2 separate regions of the Homo sapiens genome follow, and region 1 is linked to region 2. Evidence: read pairs that join two places in POLR2A ChIA-PET (ENCODE). Cell type or tissue: K562. All regions are shown on one strand. Each heading gives the region's core, and the rest is flanking DNA. Links, peaks and the distances in the headings are about the cores only.

Evidence for each region. ChIA-PET counts read pairs that join two places held together with the same protein. Peaks named below come from ENCODE experiments on the same cell type or tissue, not always from the same donor. Only the 100,000 strongest peaks of a DNase experiment are listed, where the experiment ranks them.
Region 1: POLR2A ChIA-PET joins it to region 2 with 5 read pairs; 2 of 35 experiments call an interaction of 5 or more read pairs at or near these places.

What each region holds. Positions count from the first base shown.
Region 1 is chr19:54,859,441-54,867,772 of GRCh38, forward strand. It overlaps KIR3DL2 (killer cell immunoglobulin like receptor, three Ig domains and long cytoplasmic tail 2), which reads left to right. Exons shown (of 9, transcript NM_006737.4): 7 at 6,365-6,469; 8 at 6,930-6,982; 9 at 7,082-7,767. The coding sequence ends at 7,291. Among named protein-coding and RNA genes, the nearest start is that of FCAR, 11 kb to the right of the region's middle. In K562, for the core only: no CTCF peak of the experiment used is centred there; no DNase peak of the experiment used is centred there; H3K27me3 peaks cover 1,692 bases.
Region 2 is chr19:55,541,516-55,549,847 of GRCh38, forward strand. It overlaps SBK3 (SH3 domain binding kinase family member 3), which reads right to left and starts at 4,028. Exons shown (of 4, transcript NM_001199824.2): 1 at 3,984-4,028; 2 at 3,284-3,434; 3 at 2,585-2,787; 4 at 1-11. The coding sequence starts at 4,028. RefSeq lists an enhancer at 3,430-4,266 and a silencer at 5,788-6,082. In K562, for the core only: no CTCF peak of the experiment used is centred there; DNase peaks (open chromatin) are centred at 3,576 and 5,966; H3K4me3 peaks cover 241 bases.

The DNA.
Region 1 (8,332 bases), core at 308-8,307, 680 kb before region 2:
GGCTTGAGAGAGGGAAGGGAAGGGAACATCTGATGAGGGTGGGTGTTTTAGAGAAGTTCCACTTGCCAAGGAATGAATTACTGTTGGTCATCAGGCAACCCTGGCTGACTCAGCAGAGCAAGAGCCTTGCCGTAACAGAGAACAGAGCTCATGCACGCACACTTCGACTCAGTGACTCATTCAGCCACAGCCCCATGCTCAGGCTGTGCAGTGTGGAAGCTTTTCCTATTGTTGCCATAACAAATTTCCACAAGATTCGTGTGTGAAAACAAAACGGTTATTTAATTATCTTACAGTGCTGTAGCTCAAAGCATGACGTGCATGTCACTGGGCTAAAATCAAGGTGACAGCAAGGCTGCCTTCCCTCTGAGGGTTCCAGGCAAGAATCTGCTTCTCACTTTTCTCAGCTTCTAGAGGCTCCCATGTTCCTTGGCTCCTGGTACCCTTCCTCCTTCCTCAAAGCCCACAAAGACTGGTCACATCTCACATGGCATCACTCAGACCCTTCTTCCTTACCACACCTCTTTCTCTGAATGCTGCTCTCCCTTCTTGCCCTTCTTTTGAAAACTTGGGGATTCTATTGGGTTCACCAAGATGAAAATCCATCATAATCTCCCGGAAATCATCCAGGATACCCTCCTTTTAAGTTCAGCTGACTAGCAACCATAATTCCATCTGCAATCTTCATTCCTCCTTTCATGTAAAATAACATATTCACAAGCTATGGAGGCTAGGACATGGACATTTTTGGGGTGGGACAACATTCTCCTGCCTTCCACAAACAGTGAACAAGATGCATTTGGCCTCTGTTCTTGGGACACTGATCTTGCAGATGGTTAAATGGGAGGGCAGAAAATGTAGGCACAAGGGGACCAATAAATGAATGATCTATTGAGAAGCATCTGTGCATGAAATCTATTTATTTATGTATTTACCTACTTGTTTATTGAGACGGAGCCTTGCTCTGTCGTCCAGGCTAGAGTGCGGTGGCATGATCTCGGCTCACTGCAACCTCCACCTCCTGGGCTGAACTGATCTCCTCCCTCAGCCTCTCCAGTAGCTGGGATTACAGACCACAACCACCACGCCCGGCTAACTCTTTTTGCATATTTTCTGTAGAGAGGATGTTTCACCATGTTGGCCAGGCTGGTCTCAAATTCCCAACCTCAGGTGATCCAATAGCCTCTGCCTCCCAACACGCTGGGATAAGAGGCATGAGCCACGGGGCCAAGCCAAATTTTCAAATCAATAATAGATAATGCTGAGTGTATTATTTCAGGTGACAGAGAAGTTCTCACTAATCAGATATTTGTGACATTAATGAAAAACACGGATTGAACCCCTGAAAGATTGGCGGAAGGATTTTGCACACACAGCTGTCAGCCGTGAAGGCACAAAGGTGAAAACAATCTGATGTGGAAGGAAGAGGCTCTGACTCAAATGCTGGGAATGAGGTGGGGAGAATGACAAGATGACTGTAGAGAGACGGAGAGCACACTGGGTACACAGGAAACTAAGGAGCAACAAGGAGCGTGTGTTTGACACTCACAGCCATTGGATTCACCTCGAGGTAACCAGGAATCCCTACATGATTAATATGACTGACATGAAAATAAGGGAGGCTCAGTTGCATAACTGGAATCTAGGAGACCGTGGAAAAGGCAATTGCCGCCCCACTGGTGAAATGTGGTGCTGATTTAGACACTAAATGAATGAAGTAGATGGATATAAGATATGTTTGTGAGGTAGAATCATTGGCTGGAAAGGCTTGCTGGGTTTAATTTTTCCTGGTAGTTTAATCCTCGCTTCACTAACTTATTTCTGAGATTTATTTCTCCTGCATCTAAATCAATACCTGGCAGAGGAGGGAGAGCTAGATGAGGGGTGGTGCAAATGAAGGGACCTAGTATAGCATAATATACAAGGCTGTGAACGGTGGCTCACGCCTGTAACCCAGCACTTCAGGAGGCCAACGCGGGTGGATCACATGAAGTCAGGAGTTCGAGACCAGCCTGGCCAACATGGAGAAACCCTATCTCTACTAAAAATACAAAAATTAAACAGGCATGATGGTGGTGCATGACTGTAATCCCAGCTACTCTGGAGGAGGAAGCAGGAGAATGACTTCAGCCCTGGAGGCAGAGGTTGCAGTGAGTGGAGATCGCATCACTGCACACCAGCCTGGGCTACACAGGGATACTCTGTCTCAAAAAATAAAAATAAAAAATACATAAATATAATAATATACACAAATGATGCAGGCACCTGAATTCCAATCATCATTTTTCTATTCCTCTATAATTACTTCTTTGATCCTTTATCTTATCCATTAGAAAATCAGCCTAAAACCTCTTCCATATTTGGCTTTCTGTGAACATGAGATCATATGGAAAATATGAAAGCCCCCTGAACCCACCAGCACAGGCCCTGAAATAGGGAAAGTGCTCTGTTCATCACAAGAAACTTTCCCCCTCACCCAAATCCCCCACCTCACCCCTACTTCCAATCACCTGTGGAGATACAGATAGATCATGGGGAGGTAAACGCTAATACTCCTTGGAGTGAGTTCAGATCTTGGAATCAGAGATCAGCACCAGCACTAGCTCCTGCTCCCCTTTCCTACTAATTCACAGGAGGACAGGTGGTTTTGAAGCAATAGATGGTGGAGGGGGTGGTCTTTCCCCCAGCCTCTCAGGTGGAACAGCAGCCTAACATGTGTCTCGCGAGATCACAAAGAGTAGCACGTTTCACATGGGCTTCATCATTATTTCCTGGCTGTTTGACATAAGAGAATTCTACTTTGCTTTTTTGATCTTGATTTCACTTTTGTGTCCTTTTCTTGGAGAATGTAATTTGAGTCAAGAGGGTTGTGGATGTAGAAACTGTAAAGCACATTCACTGTGTATCAATCCCAGTCCAGTCTTTCCAGAGAAGACTCTAAACACCTGCTGTACTGCACCTGGGCCTATGCCAATTTCTATCACTCACCGTCACTCCAGGGAGACAGAACACACAGAGAATACGTTACATAGGCAGGTTCATTACTAACAGATAAGCAGCGAGTGACAACAGAAGCCTACATTTCAACGTGAGCCAGTCCCTCAAGGCTCAGAAAAGCTGCTCGGGACATATGGAGTCACCTCATTTGCAGTGTATCTGGGGGAAGCCAGAAAATAGCCCAGCCTGGGTTTTGTACCCTGAAGCCACAGGAAGCACTCAGCTAAAGCACTGCATGACGTCCTCCTCCAGGAAGAACAGGAAGACAGCACAGGCTGTTCTGAGACGTTCCTCCTGATCTCAGGACGTTGCTGTCTTAGTCCATTTTTGTTGCTATAAAAGAACACTTGAGCCTGGGTTACTTCTTTTTTTTTTTTTTTTTTTTTTGTATAGTGCTTCTGATGAGCTTTTTTTTAAAATTTTTATTATTATTATACTTTAAGTTTTAGGGTACATGTGCACAATGTGCAGGTTAGTTACATATGTATACATGTGCCATGCTGGTGTGCTGCACCCATCAACTCGTCATTTAGCATTAGGTATATCTCCTAATGCTATCCCTCCCCCCTCCCCCCACCCCACAACAGTCCCCAGAGTGTGATGTTCCCCTTCCTGTGTCCATGTGTTCTCATTGTTCAATTCCCACCTATAAGTGAGAACATGCGGTGTTTGGATTTTTGTCCTTGTGATAGTCTACTGAGAATGATGATTTCCAATTTCATCCATGTCCCTGCAAAGGACATGAACTCATCATTTTTTATGGCTGCATAGTATTCCATGGTGTATATGTGCCACATTTTCTTCATCCAGTCTATCATTGTTGGACATTTGGGTTGGTTCCAAGTCTTTGCTATTGTGAATAGTGCCACAATAAACATACGTGTCCATGTGTCTTTATAGCAGCATGATTTATAGTCCTTTGGGTTTATACCCAGTAATGGGATGGCTGGGTCAAATGGTATTTCAAGCTCTAGATCCCTGAGGAATCGCCACACTGACTTCCACAATGGTTGAACTAGTTTACAGTCCCACCAACAGTGTAAAAGTGTTCCTATTTCTCCACATCCTCTCCAGCACCTGTTGTTTCCCGACTTTTTAATGATCGCCATTCTAACTGGTGTGAGATGGTATCTCATTGTGGTTTTGATTTGCATTTCTCTGATGGCCAGTCATGGTGAGCATTTTTTCATGTGTTTTTTGGCTGCATAAATGTCTTCTTTTGAGAAGTGTCTGTTCATGTCCTTTGCCCACTTTTTGATAGGATTGTTTGTTTTTTTCTTGTAAATTTGTTTGAGTTCATTGTAGATTCTGGATATTAGCCCTTTGTCAGATGAGTAGGTTGCGAAAATTTTCTCCCATTTTGTAGGTTGTCTGTTCACTCTGATGGTAGTTTCTTTTGCTGTGCAGAAGCTCTTTAGTTTAATTAGATCCCGTTTGTCAATTTTGGCTTTTGTTGCCGTTGCTTTTGGTGTTTTAGACATGAAGTCCTTGTCCATGCCTATGTCCTGAATGGTAATGCCTAGGTTTTCTTCTAGGGTTTTTATGGTTTTAGGTCTAACGTTTAAGTCTTTAATCCATCTCAAATTAATTTTTGTATAAGGTGTAAGGAAGGGATCCAGTTTCAGCTTTCTACCTATGGCTAGCCAGTTTTCCCAGCACCATTTATTAAATAGGGAATCCTTTCCCCATTGCTTGTTTTTCTCAGGTTTGTCAAAGATCACATAGTTGTAGATATGTGGCATTATTTCTGAGGGCTCTATTCTGTTCCATTGATCTATATCTCTGTTTTGGTACCAGTACCATGCTGTTTTGGTTACTGTAGCCTTGTAGTATAGTTTGAAGTCAGGCAGCATGATGCCTCCAGCTTTGTTCTTTTGGCTTAGGATTGACTTGGCAATGCAGGCTCTTTTTTGATTCCATATGAACTTTAAGGTAGTTTTTTCCAATTCTGTGAAGAAAGTCATTGGTAGCTTGATGGGGATGGCATTGAATCTATAAATTACCTTGGGCAGTATGGCCATTTTCACGATCTTGATTCTTCCTACCCATGAGCATGGAATGTTCTTCCATTTGTTTGTATCCTCTTTTATTTCATTGAGCAGTGGTTTGTAGTTCTCCTTGAAGAGGTCCTTCATATCCCTTGTAAGTTGGATTCCTAGGTATTTTATTCTCTTTGAAGCAATTGTGAATGGGAGTTCACTCATGATTTGGCTCTCTGTTTGTCTGTTATTGGTGTATAAGAATGCTTGTGATTTTTGTACATTGATTCTGTATCCTGAGACTTTGTAGAAGCTGCTTATCAGCTTAAGGAGATTTTGGGCTGAGACAATGGGGTTTTCTATATATACAATCATGTCATCTGCAAACAGGGACAATTTGACTTCCTCTTTTCCTAATTGAATACCCTTTATTTCCTTCTCCTGCCTAATTGCCCTGGCCAGAACTTCCAACACTATGTTGAATAGGAGTGGTGAAAGAGGGCATCCCTGTCTTGTGCCAGTTTTCAAAGGGAATGCTTCCAGTTTTTGCCCATTCAGTATGATACTGGCTGTGGGTTTGTTATAGATGGCTCTTATTATTTTGAGATACGTCCCATCAATGCCTAATTTATTGAGAGTTTTTAGCATGAAGCGTTGTTGAATTTTGTCAAAGGCCTTTTCTGCATCTATTGAGATAGTCGTCCGGTTTTTGTCTTTGGTTCTGTTTATATGATGGATTACATTTATTGATTTGCATATATTGAACCAGCCTTGCATCCCAGAGCCTGGGCAACTTCTAGAGAAAACAGATTTGTTTGCCTCACAGTTCTGCAGGCTGTACTGGAAGCATGGCACCAGCATCTGTTTCCTGTGACGGCCTCAGGCTGCTCCCACTCTGGCAGAAGGGAAGGAGGGTCTGTCTGTGCAGAGACCACAGAGATCACATGGCAAGAGAGGGAGCAAGGGGGAGGGCGAGCGATGGAGCTTCCAAGCTCTTTTTAACAACCAGCCCTCCGGGAACTAATAGAGGGGGAACTTGCTAACCCCATCATGTGGGGCAGCATTAATCTATTCATGATGGATCCACCTCCATGACTCAAACACCTTCCCATAGGCCCAAACTTCCACACTGGGGGTTAAATTTCAATATTTCAGTGTGAGGTTTCAAAGGGTCAAACATCTAAACTAAAGCAGCTGTATCCTCAGCATGTTCTATGGTTTCTATGAGAGCTGTAACTGAGAAAGCAGGAGAAAGCTGGGTCTCCCGCCATCAGGCTGCTTGTCCTAAGGAGATGTTCCATGTGGTTACCTGTCAATCAAGAAATGAGACAATCCATAAAGAGGAACTGCTATGATTAGCTTCTTATTGGATTCCCATCTTCCTCCAGGTATCTGCAGACACCTGCATGTTCTGATTGGGACCTCAGTGGTCATCTTCCTCTTCATCCTCCTCCTCTTCTTTCTCCTTTATCGCTGGTGCTCCAACAAAAAGAGTAAGTCTCACGAAGCAGAGGCCAGAGAGCTCAGGGCCATGTGGGGAAGCAGGATGGGAGCACGCGGGTGTGTGTTCCTCACTGGCAGGATGGTCCCTGGCCCAAGGGAGGAGCCACAGAGGCAGGGCTTTCTAGAGAGAGCACCAGACAACCTGCCCCTGCCTTCAGCTCACAGACCATTGCCTGGTTCTGAACTGTATCCTCACATCCCCTGCAGCTACTGACATCCAGAAGCTTCCATGACAGGCAGAAAGTGGGAGACAGAATCAATGGGATGCCAATTGAGAGCACTTCATGGGATGGGGTCTTGAACTCAGAGAGATAGAATGTCTGAGTCTGGATGTTGGCAGCTGAAGAGCCTCAGGCACCTACAGCCTCCCCCTGTGGGTTGGTGTCTGCCCATGAAATGAGGACCCAGAAGGGCCCTCCAAGCGGTTTTGATGACTTCCGTCTCCTACAGATGCTGCTGTAATGGACCAAGAGCCTGCGGGGGACAGAACAGTGAATAGGCAGGTAGGTCCTCCTCGGCCCAGCCTCACGGATACAGTCTTATCCCTAATAGTCCTGAAAAATGTGAGCACCCTCCCTCACTCAGCATTTCCCTCTCTCCAGGACTCTGATGAACAAGACCCTCAGGAGGTGACGTACGCACAGTTGGATCACTGCGTTTTCATACAGAGAAAAATCAGTCGCCCTTCTCAGAGGCCCAAGACACCCCTAACAGATACCAGCGTGTACACGGAACTTCCAAATGCTGAGCCCAGATCCAAAGTTGTCTCCTGCCCACGAGCACCACAGTCAGGTCTTGAGGGGGTTTTCTAGGGAGACAACAGCCCTGTCTCAAAACCAGGTTGCCAGATCCAATGAACCAGCAGCTGGAATCTGAAGGCATCAGTCTGCATCTTAGGGGATCGCTCTTCCTCACACCACGAATCTGAACATGCCTCTCTCTTGCTTACAAATGCCTAAGGTCGCCACTGCCTGCTGCAGAGAAAACACACTCCTTTGCTTAGCCCACAAGTATCTATTTCACTTGACCCCTGCCCACCTCTCCAACCTAACTGGCTTACTTCCTAGTCCTACTTGAGGCTGCAATCACACTGAGGAACTCACAATTCCAAACATACAAGAGGCTCCCTCTTAACACGGCACTTACACACTTGCTGTTCCACCTTCCCTCATGCTGTTCCACCTCCCCTCAGACTATCTTTCAGCCTTCTGTCATCAGTAAAATTTATAAATTTTTTTTATAACTTCAGTGTAGCTCTCTCCTCTTCAAATAAACATGTCTGCCCTCATGGTTTCGATAATGTGACTCTTTATTCGCCAAAAGTTTCCAGTGTTATCATTACTATGTCCATATAACCTGATATGTTCTCTACTGGGTTCTCAGCCCTGGACTCTGAGCTTCTGGAAGCAGGGTGGAGCCTCATTTGTCTCTGGGACTCCAATTTCCATCCAAAGATGCAGCACATAGGAGGTTCCAAGGATCGTGAATCACATGAACAAGTGATATTCTTACTCTCTGCAGACCTGGAAAGCTGGCAGAGTCATTCCAAGATGAAACATTTGTAGAGTCATAGGCCTTGTTAGTCTCATCTCCACAGGGACACATGTCAACACATCATCTTTCATACTATAAATATACAGTCGCTCCTCCATATCTGTGGGGTTTACAGGTGTTTATTGAACCAAATATAAATCAAAAATATTCAGAGAAAAAATCCACAAAGTTCCAAAAAGCAAAAATACTATATTGTGTGGACACAAGTGAGGTGGTGTGTAGGCTGTATCAGGAATTATAAGTAATCTAGAGATGATTTCATGTATACAGGAGGATGTGCATGGGTTATATGCAAACGC
Region 2 (8,332 bases), core at 187-8,186:
TCTGGGAGGCCCTGAGGTCAAGAAGACAGGAGGAGGGTCAGAGTGTCTTGGTTTTGTCTTTTTTATGTTGTCCAGGCTGGTCTCAAACTCCTGGCCTCAAGCGATCCTCCTGCCTTGGCCTCCCAAAGTGCTGGGATTATAGGCATGAGGCACTGCACCAGTTGGTTCCTTCTGAATAATTTTTGAAAGAGGCTCTAGATTCCTAAGTCCTAAAAGTTTGACTCTTGGGGTTTGAGAATCTAGAACCCCAGACTAGTGGCTACCTCCAGTGTTCCCACCACATGCTCCCAAAGACTTTCTCTCCATCATCCTCAACCTCAACCTGCAGCCATATCTGCACTCCTGTAGACCAACTCCCAGCTGGTCTCCCAGTTTTCCCCACTGGAACCCCAGTTATAACCAGTAGCTCCTTCTTTTAGCTTCTTTCAAAGATTCTCCTAACTCAAACACTCAGGCCCACTGTGAACATTTCTTATATATCTTTTGTAAACTGACCATCCAGATCTTCTCCAGTGAGAACTCAAATTTCATTCTTAACCCTAATCTTAGTCTTGTATGAGTCTAGACCCCATCTCTAACTCAGAGGCTTTTCTAAAATTCCCCAGTTTATTTCATCAATTGATTATCTATCCGTCTAGCCAGCCAGCTGGCCAGGCAGCAATTCATCCATGAAGCCATCCATCCTTCCAACAGTATTGAACAGTGTGTCCATCCAACATCCATTCCACCAACCAGTCAGCAATCCAATAAGTTATTCTGTTATTTAATATCCAACATCCATATATTCATCCTCCCTTGCTTCCTTTCACCCATCCACTCACCATCCATTAATCATCCATCCACCAATCCTTCCGTCCACCCACCCATCCATCCATCCACTCAACCAATCCTTCCATCCACCCACCCACCCATCCACTCATCCATCCACCACTCACTCACCCACCAAACCTTTCATCCATCCATCCATCCATCCATCCATCCACCCACCAATCCTTCCTTCCATCCATCCACCCATCCGCCCACCAATCCTTTCATCCATCCATCCATCCATCCACCAATCCTTCCTTCCGTCCATCCATCCATCCGCCCACCAATCCTTTCATCCATCCGTCCATGCAGCCATCCACCCACCCATCCATCCACCAATTCTTCCATCCACCCACCCACCTATCCACTCAACCAATCCTTTCATCCACCCACCCACCTACCCATCCACTCATCCATCCATTCACTCACCCACAAAACCTTTCATCCATCCATCCACCCATCCATCCACCCACCAATCCTTCCTTCTATCGATCCATCCATCCATCCATCCATCCGTCCATCCACCCACCAATCCTTCCTTCCATCCATCCATCCACCCACCAATCCTTTCATCCATCCATCCACCCCTCCATCTACCCACCCACCCATCCATCCACCCACCCATCCATCCATCCATCCACCCATCCATCCATCCACCCACGGATCCTTCCATCCACCCACCCACCCGTCCACTCAACCAATCCTTTCATCCACCCACCCACCCACCCATCCACTCATCCATCCATCCACTCACCCACCAAACCTTTCATCCATCCATCCACTCACCTACCAAACCTTTCATCCATCCATCCATCCACCCACCAATCCTTTCATCCACCCATCCACCCACCCATCCATCCACCCACCCACCCATCCATCCATCCACCATCCATCCATCCACCCACCCATCCATCCACCCATGGATCCTTCCATCCACCCACCCACTCATCCATCCATCCATCCACTCACCCACCAATCCTTTCATCCATCCATCCATCCATCCATCCATCCACCCACCCACCCACCCATCCATCCACCCACCCATCCATCTACCAGTCCTTCCTTCCACCCATCTATTCACCCACCCATCTGTCCACTCACCCATCCTTCCATCCTTCTAATTCTCAATGAGACTCATTTCTCCACATGTACCTTCCTCATCCCCTTCCTTCTTTTATTCCTTCCATTTATCCCTAACTTTATCTCAAATCCAAAATCTATTCCTGAAACTATCCCTACCCCTAATCTCCAAACTCGAGAGACCCTAGAATATCATGGGTTCTGTCCTGACCTGGTCTCCTTTCTAGAAGAAACCCCATTATAGCCCATCTCCAACTCAGTCTATATACACATCCTCAACCGTCTCTGCTTCTCTCTGCAGCCCATTCATGCTTTTCTCCATACTCACGATGAATCTATAATCAACTCTAAACTCAACCCACCCAACTCCACCCATGCCCACACCCTAACCTCAGAGTCAACTAAAATCCCAACCCTGTCTCCCTCCCCACCCCCTTCATTGACTCCAGTCCATCCTCAATCCCACCCCCAGCTCCCTGCCTTTCCACGATTGTGTTTGGGTGATTGGATGGATTAGGGTTGAGGTCAGGCATGGAACCTCGTTGAGAATTAGAAAGGGGGAGGTCATGTGGGGGCTCAGGGTGGAGATGGATTGGGCGGGCCCTGATTTGGGGTCAGAGTTGGAGACAGAGACGGGGCTTGGGACAGAGTTGGACCTGGGATAAGCACTCCCAACCTTTGTCCCTCGTGGCCTCACCCTTTCCTGCAGCATCCCGCTGAGGTCCCCACAGGGCGCGTACTCCTGGGCGAAGGCAAAATAGCGGGGGGTCTGTAGGGGTCCTGCCAGGGTCTGCAGCAGGCCTGGGTGTGCAGAGACGCAGCGGCCCACACAGAACTCCCTCAGGAAGGTGCTTCTCAGGACCAAATCCCGACGCAGGAGCTTCAGAGCCACAGCTGGACCTGCCAGGGAGATGGGTCGGAGGGACACTCAGGCGGCTCCAGTCCTGCTGTGGGGCCTGAGGGAAGCCGTGTAAACTCTCTGAGCCTCACACTTCTCATGGGCAGCACGGGCTCCCCTGTCTGTGAAGTGTGGGTGGGAGGAGACCTTCTTTGAAGACCCTCCCTGCTCTGCCTCGGACTGCGGCGTGGGCTTGCACAGCCGCCTCACCCTCTCCGGGCCTCAGTTTCCCCTGGCATCAAGTAAGAGACACGGTGGTGACTTGGGTTCCAACTTGAGTTGCATACCTGTCCTGCTGTGGGACCGTAGGCAGTCCCTCGCCCTCTCTGGGGTGGGGCCTGTGTTTCTCAGAAGATCCCAGAGCTCTTAACTTTCAGAGTACCCCCACTGAGAAGGGTCCCCATCAGCTCCTCCTGGGAATGCCCCCTGTCTGGGTGGCTTCCGAGAATGCTTATTGTGGGGCAGTTGGGGAGGCTGCCCTTGGGTGGCTGAACTCACCCCCCTGGTGAGGCTGGGCAAGGAGCACGCGGCCGTAGGAGCCGGAGCCCAGCTTCCGGATGAGGTGGTACTGGTCCCGAAGGCTCCTCACCGGGGTCACCCTGCTGGTCGTCAGCTCCACCAGCCGTTGGAGGGCTGTGGCTGTGTCCTCCTACGGGAGAGGGGCAGGGTGAGGAGGGGGCGCGTCTGGGGTCCACTGAGAGTGGTGGGGGAGGAGGTCACGGCGCAGCCCCAGGATGGAGGGTGGGGCAGGGGACAGGGGTCACTGTCCCCAGAGAGGAGGATGAGTCACAGTGACTCACCCGGACTCGGGCCACCTGTTTTTGTGTCCTGGAGAGGTTAGGGGTCACTGCCACAGAGGCCCCGCCTGCCCCTGTCTGTGGGAGCAGGCCAGGAGCCCCCAGCCCCGAGTGGGGGTGCATCCTCAGCCCACACAGTCCCCCTGCCCACCCTGGTCTCTCTCTCCACCGTCCTCTTCCCCTGTGCATCCCGCTGTGTGTTTCTGAGTCCAATTCTCTGGGGGCCTTGGTCTCGCTGTGTGTCCTTGGATCTCTGTCATCCTCTCTCCCTGGGTCTGGGTCTCTGAGGTCTTTGCGTTTCCCTGTTTTCTGTTTCTCTTCCTCTCTCTCCCCGTGTTGCCTCCTGCCTCTCTCTCCTTCTTTTCTCTCTCTGTCTTCCTCCCCTGGCTCCCGTCTCTCACCTCTGGGTCCCCATCCTCAGGGGTCTCGGAGGCCCTGCGCTCCATCTCAGGGCTTCCTGATGTGGGGTGGCCCTTGGGCGGGACCCCCCCGTCAGGGCTCCCCAGAAAGCAACCAGCCCCCTGCACCCCACAGGTTCTCGCTGCGCAGAGCCAAGGGATGGAAGCTCGTCTGCAAGGTCAGCCTCAGTCGCCCCTTGTCTGTCCGGCTCTGTCTAGCTGGAGGAGTGTCTCTGCCTCTCTGTGCCCTCCTGCCACCCTCTGGGTGTATTCCCTGCTGTGCTTCCCAGGTGATAGCCCTTACTCCCCACACCCTCTCTTCCCCTCTCTTTAGCCAACCCCAGTCTCTCCTTCCTTCTACAGGAACACCTTTCTGTCAGCCTCTCTCTTGCTCCGTCTATCCTCTCTCTTTGTGCGTCTTTGTCTCCTTCTCTCCCCGTCTCTCTCTCTCCACCCTCCCTGTCTCTGTCTCGCACTTGGGTCTCTGGGGTGGGACTCCCCCTCCCTGTCCCGTCTCTGTGGGTCGCCGGCCCCTCTCCCCTGTCCGCACACTGTCTCCACTCTTTCTCCACCAACTCTGGGGGTGTCTCCACGCTCTGCTCCCTGCCTGCTCCCCTCTCTCTGTCTGTCTGTTTCCCGTCTCTCCCGGCCCCTCTGGGCATCTCCGTCCGCTCTCCCCAGTGTCTCTGCGTCTCTCTCCTCCTCTTTGTTCCTGACTCTCTCTCAAAGCCTTTGTCCCTCCCTTTCTCTGGGCCTGGGACAGGGGTGTGTGTGACAGCTCAGAGACAGAGACATCCTGTCCCCCCACACCCCTCCCTCACCCCCTCTGACCGCTGCCCCCTCCCTCTCCCTTCCAAACTTAGACCAGCTTGGACTCTGGGCTCCAGTCCCAGGACAGACGGGACAAAACATATTGTGAACCCCCAACAAGGCCCAGGCCTGAGGGCAGAGGAAAGGGTGGGACAGACCCCTCCACACACCTGAGCTGGGATGACTGGCCCAGAGCTGAGCACCTCTGTCTTGCCCCAGAGGCCAGGAGCGCTGGTGTCCAGGGACCAGGGAACAGTTCCCAAAGCCCTCCTCCTTCACACCAGGAGTGCTGGCCCCAGCTCCTCCTCCCTCACACCCAGGAGTCCAGGTCCCCAGTTCCTCCATCCTCAGACCCAGGAGTCTAGGCCCCAAGCCCCACCTCCCTCAGACCCAAGAGTCCAGGCCTCCAGCTCCTCCTCCCTCAGATCCAGGAGTCTAGGCCCCCAGCCCCTCCTCCCTCAGACCCAGGAGTCCAGGACCCCAGCCCTTCCTCCCTCAGACCCAGGAGTCCAGGCCTCCAGCCCCTCCTCCCTCACACCCAGGAGTCCAGGTCCCCAGTTCCTCCATCCTCAGACCCAGGAGTCCAGGCCCCAGCCCCTCCTCCCTCAGACCCAGGAGTCCAGGTCTCCAGCACCTCCTCCCTCACACCCAGGAGTCCAGGTCCCCAGTTTCTCCACCCTCAGACCCAGGAGTCCAGACTCCAGCTCCTCCTCCCTCAGACCCAGGAGTCCAGGCCCCAGCCCCTCCTCCCTCAGACCCAGGAGTCCAGGCTCCCAGCCCCTTCTCCCTCAGACCCAGGAGTACAGACTCCCAGCCTCTCCTTCCTCAGACCCAGGTCCCCAGCCCCTCCTCCCTCAGACCCAGGAGTCCAGGCCCAGCCCCTCCTCCTGCAGGACTCAGGAGCTGAAGTAGCTGTGGGAAGCGCCAGGGACAGAGGTGCTCTCATGTTCTCAGCACCTGTTCCGCGCCTAGCCCTGTGCGGGGCTTTACACTGGATCCTCCCAGCTGCCCAAAGGGTCAGTATTTATCCCCAGTTTACGGAGCAGGAAACTGAGGTTCCGAGAAACGATCGTGTTACACAAGGTCAGAAGGGGAGCGGGCCCCGGGCCAGGCCTGTGTGACTCAGAGGCCTGCTGCCTGCCCCACTCGTGTTTCCACTACTACTACAGCCCTGCTATTAATAAAGACACAGCAACGGCAGCGACGCGTAGGCGCTGGAAGGATCTGCAGGAAACAGGCTGTGGCGCTGGCCTCTGGGGAGCTGGAAGGGACCCAAGGAGGGGCAGAGGTAGAACTTCCTTTGCTGTTCGGAGGTTAGATTGGGGAAAGTCGCAAACCTACAGAAAAGTAGAAAAAGTGCTGTCCGTGCCTGTAGTCCCAGCTACTGGGCAGGCTGAGGCAGGAGAATCGCTTGAACCCAGGGAGGCGGAGGTTGTGGTGAGCCGAGATCGCACCACTGCACTCCAGCCTGGGCAACAGAGCGGGACTCCGTCTCAAAAACAAACAACAAACAAACAAACAAATAATAACAACAAAACAAAAACAAACAAACAAAAAAGTGCTGTCATGAACACCCATTGGCTAAACTTCACAGATGTGGCCACTTGGCCATACTTTCTTGATCTTTATTTCTTTGTCGGCGGGGGCATACAAACTAGTTTCAAGTAAATGATAAATATTGAAGTCTTTTGGAAGTGGAAATGCTGAGCTGCCTGGTGTGTTTGCTTTAAAATCATCTGGCCGGCTGGGCGCGGTGACTCACGCCTCTAATCCCAGCACTTTGGGAGGCCGAGGCGGGCGGATCACCTGAGGTCGGGAGTTCGAGACTAGCCTGAACAACATGGAGAAACCCCGTCTCTACTAAAAATACAAAATTAGCTGGGCATGGTGGTGTATGCTTGTAATCCCAGCTACTTGGGAGGTTGAGGCAGGAGAATCACTTGAACCCGGGAGGCGGAGGTTGCGGTGAGCCAAGATGGCACGATTGCACTCCAGCCTGGGTAACAAGAGCAAAACTCTATCTCAAAAACAAACAAACAAAAAAGTCTGGCAAAAGAAAAGAAAATGTGTGTGTGTGTGTGTGTGTGTGTGTGTGTATGGGGGGGTGGTGGGTGGGTGGTGAGACAAGTGAGAGGGAAGGGACTCATTTTATTCCTCTGTTTCTGGTTATGCTGGAAATTTTCCTTCATGAAAAGCTACAAGTTATAAACTAAACTACAGGCATTGTGATGAATTGTGCCCAAACATTTGAGAGTACCTATCTGTAAAAGTAAGGAAAATTTCTAGCTCAGCTACAGTAAAATTGTCATAATGACTTTTTTAACAAAATTGAAGATGAGGCCAGGTGTGATGGCTCACGCTTGTAATCCCAGCACTTTGGGAGGCTGAGGCGGGCAAATTGCCTGAGGTCGGGAGTTCGAGACCAGCCTGGCCAACATGGTGAAACCCCATCTCTACTACAGATACAAAAATTACCCAGTCGTGGTGGCGTGTGTCTGTAATCCCAGCTACTCAAGAGGCTGAGGCAGAAGAATCGCTTGAACCCGGGAGGCAGAGGTTGCAGGGAGCCGAGATGGCGCCACTGCACCCCAGCCTGGGCGACAGAGCGAGAGTCTGTCTCAAAAAAATAAAATTAAATTAAATAAAAAATAAAAAATTTAAGATAGGGTCTTGCTGTGTTGCCCAGGCTGGTCTCAAACTCCTAGGCTCAAGTGATCTTCCTACCTCGGTCTACCAAAGTGCTGAGAATACAGGTGTGAGCCACAGTATCCAGCCCAACAATTTCTCGAAATCAGATAATAACAAGTCTGTCTTCAGTTTCTCACATTTATTTTTTTTTAAATGCCTTGGCTGGGCGCGGTGGCTCATGCCTATAATCCCAGCACTTTGGGAGGCCGAGGCAGGTGGATCACCTGAGGTCAAGAATTCGAGACCGGCCTGACCAACAAGGTGAAACCCCCCTCTCTACTAAAAATACAAAAATTAGCTGGGTATGGTGGCAGGTGCCTGTAATCCCAGCTACTCGGGAGGCTGAGGCAGGAGAATTGCTTGAACCTGGGAGGTAGAGGTTGCAGTGAGCCAAGATGGACCACTGAACTCCAGCCTGGCGGCAGAGTAAGACTCTGTCTCAAAAAAAAAAAAAAAAAAAAAAAAAAAGAAAAAAAAATGCCTTATTTGCTTTATGAGTCAGGAATCAACGTCAACATCCCGTATGACTTTCAGGGAACTTTTTACCACTGTGCCTTTTACATTATTTGAATTTTTCCTGTGAGTATGTGTTATTCAAAAAATTTTAATGAAATAATACAGTGATGATGATACAGTAATATAGTAACACTCGGTGCTTACTTGGTGCCAGGCCCTGGTCACGCTCTCTCGGTCTCTCTCTCTTTTTCACTTAAGACTTTGTGGAGTCCTCCCAACAAGCCCTGGGTCGGTAGAATGATGGTTTCCAATTTCCTGATGGGGACAGTGAGGCATGAAGCAGCAGAGTCATGGGCCACAGAGCCGCAGCCAGGGAGAGGCAGAGCTGGGATGCCTTG